3 separate regions of the Mus musculus genome follow, and all the other regions are linked to region 1. Evidence: chromatin loops called from intact Hi-C (ENCODE). Cell type or tissue: heart. All regions are shown on one strand.

What was found. A loop is a pair of places that touch in the nucleus more often than their neighbours do. Peaks named below come from ENCODE experiments on the same cell type or tissue, not always from the same donor. Only the 100,000 strongest peaks of a DNase experiment are listed, where the experiment ranks them.
Region 2: it touches region 1 in a loop (2.0-fold over the local background); 3 of 42 quality-filtered maps call a loop at or near these places.
Region 3: it touches region 1 in a loop (2.1-fold over the local background); 2 of 42 quality-filtered maps call a loop at or near these places.

Annotation. Positions count from the first base shown.
Region 1 is chr12:111,808,832-111,811,331 of GRCm38, forward strand. It overlaps Xrcc3 (X-ray repair complementing defective repair in Chinese hamster cells 3), which reads right to left. Exons shown (of 8, transcript NM_028875.3): 3 at 2,027-2,164; 4 at 921-1,133. Among named protein-coding and RNA genes, the nearest start is that of Xrcc3, 3.8 kb to the right of the region's middle. In heart, a CTCF peak has its summit at 1,080; DNase peaks (open chromatin) are centred at 1,160 and 2,029; H3K4me3 peaks cover 558 bases; H3K27ac peaks cover 1,047 bases.
Region 2 is chr12:111,758,802-111,761,301 of GRCm38, forward strand. It overlaps Klc1 (kinesin light chain 1), which reads left to right and starts at 48. Exons shown (of 16, transcript NM_001025360.2): 1 at 48-241. In heart, a CTCF peak has its summit at 1,246; DNase peaks (open chromatin) are centred at 410 and 1,120; H3K4me3 peaks cover 1,543 bases; H3K27ac peaks cover 1,341 bases.
Region 3 is chr12:111,742,515-111,745,014 of GRCm38, forward strand. It overlaps a transcript of Coa8 not described here. Among named protein-coding and RNA genes, the nearest start is that of Klc1, 15 kb to the right of the region's middle. In heart, no CTCF peak of the experiment used is centred here; DNase peaks (open chromatin) are centred at 1,197 and 1,677.

The DNA.
Region 1 (2,500 bases):
CCTGAGGGCTGGGGTTACAGGTGTGTGCCTATGACTGGCATGGAAGACTCTAGGCAAAGGCCGGGTCTTCCGGGGGATGACCTGACAGAAGGCACGTCAGCGGCTAACAGCACATCACTACAGACCTCTGGAATGCTGGGAACACTGGCACTGCCTTCCCTACCAGGAGCAGCTGTTGTACCAGGCAGTGTCAATGAGAACAAGGGAAACTAGAGCCTTCGGACATTGCTTTTGTGACAGTATTAACCTGAAGTGGTGGTGTGGTGAAACCCCAGCTGCTGAAGAGCTGGGCGAAGCTTAGGGCTCCTCAGACCTGCTTCCTTCCTGTCTTGGGCACAGGACCCAAGGCTTAAATGGTGGAGACCATAGCTTATTTTGTTTTGTGTTCTGAGACAGGGTTTCTCTGTGTAATAGAGCCCTGGCTGTCCTGGACTTGCTTTGTAGATCAGGCTGACCTCAAACTCAGAGTCTGCTTGCCTCTGCCCCCTGAGCACTGCGATTAAAGGCTTGGGCCACCACGCCTGGCTCAGCCATGGCTTGTTTTGCAGCTATGACCATCAGCCCTTAGAGGGCCCAGGCAGAGTCTCCCAGTACCAAAACCATCCACACGCTGCTCAACTACTGGCCAGACCAGAAGGGAAAGGCCTCGTGCTCTGCCCTACCTGTCTGGTTCTGTGAGTCTGGGTGCAGGGGTGTGTAGTAACTGTAGGCCCAGCTAGCACCCCCTGCTTCCCCCTGCCAGCCTAGCACAGCTCCACCTCCCACTCACTCTTCTGGAAGAAGAAAGACATATAGGGGAAACCACTCAAGAGATAGCCACTGGCTCCCAGAGAGGAAAGCAGCTCTCAGAGCAGGCCAGGGATCAGCTCTACCTGCCTCAGATCCTGCCTCCCCTCCCTTCAGGAAGGGGAGCCACTTACCGGCCTCTAGGCCTCCATATTGTCTTGGGAACTGCACAGCCAGGCAGAGCTGTAGCGCCAGCTGGGTCTTTCCTGCTGAGCTGCAGCCAGCCAGGCCAGTGATGCCCTCCAGGGGCAGGCCTCCACCCAGGAACTGATCCAGGACAGGGCAGCCTAGGCTCAGGCGTTGATGCTGCTCAGGGAAGCTCTCCTTCTGCTGGAACAGATGCAGTGCTGCAGGGAGCATGCCAGGCTGTGTCAGCGGTCTAGCCCGCGCCCCGCCCACAGCCCCGCCCACAGCCCGCACTCCGCCCACAGCCTGCTAGGGCCTGTGATCCTGAGGCCTTCAAGGAAGTGCTGGCACATGCAACATGGGTGAAGGACTGGCAAAGCCACCACACACACACACACACACACACACAGGCAGAATGCTAAGGTAGGCAGCCTGGTTGTGCAGCTGAGTACAATGCATATGTAAGAGTCTGTCCCTGTCACATTTCCCAGGTGGGCCCACACCCTTCCCTGGTGGACAAAGCTGCTGAAGAAACCCGAACGCAGTTCAGGTGTAGTGGTCTACACATTTAATCCCAGCTCTTGGGAGGCAGAAGCAGCTCCGAGAGTTTGAGGCCAGCCTGAGCTACACAGAACTGCATAGAGAGACTCCATCAGGGAGAGGGAGGCTGTGGGGGAGGAAGAAGGAAACTGACGCTCCTGAATGGAGCAATGTAGCGAGCAGGCTTTCCTCAGCATGAGCATCAGCCTGTGACAGTGATGGTGACAGTTCTGAGCAGCTGGAGCCTCAGCTTAGAGGCCAGTGAGGTAAAGCCATCGTGTGGAAGCCATGTTCTGAGTGTCAGGACCTCTCACAGCTGCTGCCACCATACCACGCCACAGGGACCTAACTTTATCCTTTACTGTGAGGGTCTCCTCCGAGGGCAGGTACTTCAGGAGGACTCTGTAGAGAAGCTGAAGCCATGAGACCCTACTGTTCTGCTATGTGGGCCCTTCTTTGTGGGCTTTGGACAAGTCACTTGGGCTACCTATCCTAGGTTCCTAGTGTGCTGTGAAATTGTTCCCCACAAGTCTACCCAGGCCTGCGCTCCAAGCACCCCAGCCCAGGTGCTCACCTGAGAGGACGCGGCTTCCCCGAAGGTGTAGAGAGGCAGCTCTCAGCAGGCACTGCACATCGTGGCTGGGCAGGCCGGTGAGCCGCTGCAAGTCTGGTCCGGAGTAGCACAGAATCTCCTTCACTGACTTCAGTCTGCCTGAAGTCACAGGGATAGACCACTCAGTCAGAGTGGGAGGTGGGGATGGAGCTGGGCCTCCAGATCTGGGACACCAATTCTGGATTCGCCCACAAAATCTTGGGGAATGCGACTAGTGGATGGAGAGGGAAGGGAGGGAGGGTCCTGCTGGCGCTGCTGCACCCTCGTAACTGGGCCTGACTCTCTTGTCAGCAGCAGTAGGAGCCAGAGAGCGAATCCTGAGTGCTATGAAGATGTGACTGTCGCCCTGTCCCACCCTTTGTCCACAGTCCCAACTACTTGGAAGGCTGAGACAGGAGGGTCACTTGCACCCAGGATTCAAGGCCAGTTTAAGCT
Region 2 (2,500 bases), 50 kb before region 1:
CCCCTGAGCCCCGCCCGGCGGCGCGAGGGCGGGTGACGTCACGGCGCACAGCATTGTGGGGCGGGCGCGGCGCCGGCGACGCCATTTTCGGCGGCGGAGGGTGGCGCGAGGCTGCGGAGCGCGGGTCAGGGTGAGGATGCTGCGGGGCGGCTGCGGAGGCGCCGCTTGCTGCTGAGGCGGCTGGGCTCTGCGCGGCCTCGGCCTGTGACAGCGCGACGAGCGCGACTCTCCCGATCGGACGGTGAGTGCGCGGCCTGGTCCCCGCCCCGCCCCGGGCTCCGCGCGGCTGGTGCGCAGTGCTCCAGACGCGGCCGCGACCCCTTCCCGCCTGCATCCTCCGGGCTGAGGCTTCTGGACCTTTCCGTCCACCGCCGCATCTGCACCCGGCCCTTCCAGGCTGCGATTTTGCTCCTCCGCCCGAACCCAGTCCCCTCCCTGGCCTTTCCATCCCTGTCTGCACCCTGGGGTTCCCTCTCCTCTCCGCTCCGTCCGCGCCCCTCCGTGCTCCGGTCTCTTGTCACCTCTGCCTGCGCGCCAGTAGTCTGCGGTCCTTGTCCTCTCTCAGCCTGTGCACATCCAGCAGGGGTTTCTGTCCTTTCTCCGCCTGCGCCTTTCTAGGCTCGGGTCTCTTGTCACCTCTCTGCGCTCCTCCAATCTGCGGTCCTTGTCCCTGTCTACCTGCGCCCCTGCTTTGGGTCCCTTCCCTGTCACTGGCTGCGCCCCTCCTGGCTGGGGTCTTTGTCGTCATCTCTCTGCCTGTACATCCAGGCTGAGGCTCTTCTCCCTTCCCTTCCTGTTCTGGTTCGGGTCCTGTCCTATCTCTGCCTGTCCCTCTCTGAGTTGAGGTCCTTGTCCCTTCTTCGTCCGTGACCCTCTAGGTTTGGGGCTCAGCTCTCTCTGCCTGCACTCTAGACTTCTGTTCCTGCCCCTTCTCTTCCACTCCCCTCCTGTGTCCCTCAGGCTTCTGTCCCATCTGTGTTCAGGGCCCCGCCCTGACTCGGGCCTCGGGGCGGGGGCGGCCTTCCAATGGCAGCTGTGGGCTTAAGGGACCCAAAGCCTGTCTGCTGAGGTCCTGAAGAGGTGGTGGTGGTGGTAGTGTGTGTGTTGGGGGTCAGCCGACTGGCTTTGTCTCAGGCCTCCCCGCCCTTCTAGCCCCCACCTCTCCCCGGCACCGCCCTGGGTGGCGTGCTGTCATGCTGTGGTCCATGGCCAGTGGCCAGCCAGTCTCTTTCTTTCAGTGGCCGGGTGTGGAATCTCCCTGTGACCTGAATGTGCCCGGCCTGGAGTGCTTTTCCTTGTTACATGTGGAGCCCCCTTCCCGTAAAAAAAAATTAAGGTGTTAATAAAGTAATATTAATATGTGACCGAGTGGATGGCATTATAATGAAGTTTGCAGGCCGTTTCCAGCTGTGTTGTGTTGGAATTGCTACTACCTGCTACTGTTATGTTATTGGTGATCTGGTGTACTTGCAAAAATGATGTCTTTAAAAAGCATGAGAACAAGAAATTTATATACCATTTAAACTGCTATGTTTTTGATTCTTTGCATTACTTAAATTCCAAGGCTCTTTATACGGTATGACAAAGCCTTAGGTCAGAATTAGCCTGGAATGCTTTGTAATAGGACAGTGAAACCCCATTAGGAAACTCGATCAACCTTGAGTCTCCTAAGCATGCCATAGTTAGGGATCTTCTACATGGAGGCCTATAGGCCTCAGTTGTGGTAGGAAATTTGACTTACTGTTCTTTGCAGTAAGTATTTGTAAGAATGCAATGATTCTATTTAAAATTCCACAGTGTGCGGTATGTGGGAGGGCGGGCCCCTTCTAGATCATTAAAGAATGCAGCATGTTGCAAGTCCAGCCTGATGCTCTGGTGGAACCAAGAGGGGTGGGACCTGGTGGTGACCGCTCTGTAGCACCAGCATTGTGAGAGCGTGTGTGGTGAACACATAGCAGGAAGTGACAGTATATGCCTATAACCCGGACACACTTGGGAGCCACAACTGCATAGCAAAATCTCAAAACAAAAATCCAAAGCAAGAAAAGCATAGACTTGCATGGAATCTGGACAGGGATTTTTTTCCAAGTGCAGAGATTGAAGAGGTGAGGTCTACACAGCTTAGCTATTCTACAGCAAAGTCTCCAGGCTGAAGAGGGCACTCAGTGCTAGGGTAGTAGCCTACATTCAAAAGATCCTGCTTCCTCAGTGCAAGAACAAACAAACCAAACATTACCCACAACCTAAATGTTTACATTAAGAAAGATTAATCCGGGCTGGAGGGATGGCTCAGCGGTTAAGAGCACTGACAGTTCTTCCAGAGGTCATGAGTTCAAATCCTAGCAACCACATGGTGGCTCACAACCATCTGTAATAGGGTTCGATGCCCTCTTCTGGTTTGTCTGAAGACAGCCACAGTGTACTCATATACATAAAATAAGTAAATAATTCTTTTAAAAAAAGATGAATCCATTCTTGGGACTGGAGGGATGGCTTAGTT
Region 3 (2,500 bases), 66 kb before region 1:
TTAATAAATACATTTGTTTGTTTGTTTGTTTGTTTCAAGACAGGAGGTTTTTTTTGTGTAGCCCTGGCTGTCCTGGAACTCACTCTGTAGACCAGGCTGGCCTCAAACTCAGAAATCCACCTGCCTCTGCCTCCCGAGCGCTGGGATTAAAGGCGTGTGGCACCATGCCCGGCTGTACATTTATTTTTTTAAGTAGGAAACAAAATGATTCTAAGCACTTAGCACCTTTTGTTTTTAAACCAAGGTTTCACATGGTCCAGGCCGTGACACAGTTCATAACCAAGGATAGCCTTGAATTCTTTTTTTTTTTTTTTTTAAATACATATTTGTTTTATTTATTTATTTATTATATGTAAGTACACTGTAGCTGTCTTCAGACACTCCAGAAGAGGGCATCAGATCTCGTTACGGATGGTTGTGAGCCACCATGTGGTTGCTGGGATTTGAACTTCAGACCTTCGGAAGAGCAGTCGGGTGCTCTTACCCACTGAGCCATCTCACCAGCCCAAAAGGTTTTCTTTTTTTTTTTTTTCAAAGATTTATTTATTATTATATGTAAGTACACTGTAGCTGTCTTCAGACACTCCAGAAGAGGGCGTCAGTTCTTGTTACGGATGGTTGTGAGCCACCATGTGGTTGCTGGGATTTGAACTCTGGACCTTTGGAAGAGCAGTCGGGTGTTCTTACCCACTGAGCCATCTCGCCAGCCCGAATTCTTTTTTTGTTTGTTTGAGACAGGGTGGCACGATATAGCCCTGATTGTACCAGAACTCACTATGCAGATCAGGCTGGCCTCAAACTCGCGGAGATCGGTCTGTCTCTGCCTCCCAAGTGCTAATGTCAAAAGTGTGCACTGCCGTGACAAACAAGCCTCCAGCCTCGAACCCTGGATCCTTCTGCCTTTCCCAGTTTCCTCTCACTACCTAAAGATGCAGCTCAGAGGCACTAAGCAAGTGCATGTTGCTGAGTCACATGACTCCAAGATCATGTGACACCATCTCCAGCACTTGTTCACTTTCTAAATTCCACTTCCCTGCCTTCATGCAGCCCTGGCAGCCCCCTTCATTGTGCCCCTGTCCTATGAATCCGATGTTTTAGAGACTTCACACATGTGGAGCCCTACAGGATCCAGTTTCTGAGACTGGCTGACCTCACAGCCCAGCGTTCTCAAGTCCTGTCCCCCCCACTCCCATGTTGAAAGAAAACAGCTGCTTACAGCTGCTTGGAGCTGGCCACCATAACTCACAGTGGTACTCAGTGTGTGTGAGGGCTTCCCATGAGGTACTGAGAAGAGCTAGGGTGCTCACGAGACTATTCTAAGCCATCAGAAAAGATAGACCCTAGCCCTCAGTGGCATTCGTCCTTGTACCCTAGGTCCTGTGTCTGCTAAGGAACTTGCTACTGACTGTGGGCATCTGCCAAGGATTTTTTTTACTTTTATGTTGTAAAAAATGAATCGACCGGTCTCCTAGAAACATTCTGGTTGCTTCCAACGGCTGATTATTGATTGTTGTAATTGGCTCCACTTCGTCCTGAGTCAGTCCTCCGTGGAAAAGTACAAGGGTTCCCGCTGGAGGAGGATGAGCTGGTCAGACAGAGCGAGGAGGTGGCCAGAGGAGGCTCTTCCTGGGTCCAGCTGACAGCCCTGCTGCCCCAGAACACCCTGGTACCCAGGGAGGCGCTGGGCACTGAAATAGGCGCCAGCCTCTCGTGGGGGTGAAAAGAGGAACAGAAAGCAAGCCTGAGCGTTTGGCACACGCTCTGGGAAAGGGCATCATTTTGCTTCTGTCCTGCCCATCCCCCCGCACCTGCACCAAGGAGCTGTTCTGGGGAAGACCATCTGCAGTGTGTGTGTGGGGGGGGGTGGGGTGTATGTGAGTGTGTGTGTGTGTGTGTGTGTGTGTGTGTGTGTGTGTGTGTGTGTTACAGTCCAGGTGAAGGAAACTTGCTTTTTTAAAATAAAAATTGTGTCCCACTGCTGGGTGTGGTGGCTCACGCCTTTAATCCCAGCATTCTGGAGGCAGAGGCAGGTAGATTTGTGAATTTGAGGCCAGCCTGGTCTATAAAAGTGAGTTCCAGGGCATCCAGGGCTGTGAAGTGAAACTGAAGTGAAACCCTGTCTTGAAAAACCAAATCAAACCAACCAACCAACCAAACAAACAAACAAACAAACAAACAGAAAATTGTGTCCCATATGTCCTTCGAGCTTCCGAGCCTCTCCACGTGGTCAGCCATGTAGCAGCCTAGTTCTAGTGTGCTGTTCACTCTGCCTTGGTGCCACCTGCACACTGCCAGCTCCCACACTGTGGCTAGCCTTAGTTCCATCTAGTTAGAGCATCGTGGACACACCTCTGGCTGTGGACATCAGACTCTGATCATATGGTCATGAAGAAACAACCTTTCAAGGGCAGAGCTAGGATCCTCTGGGTCCCTAACCCATGGCTCTCTGTCGCTTCATTCCACTAACAGACATATCAGATGCTGTTATCACACCTGGACC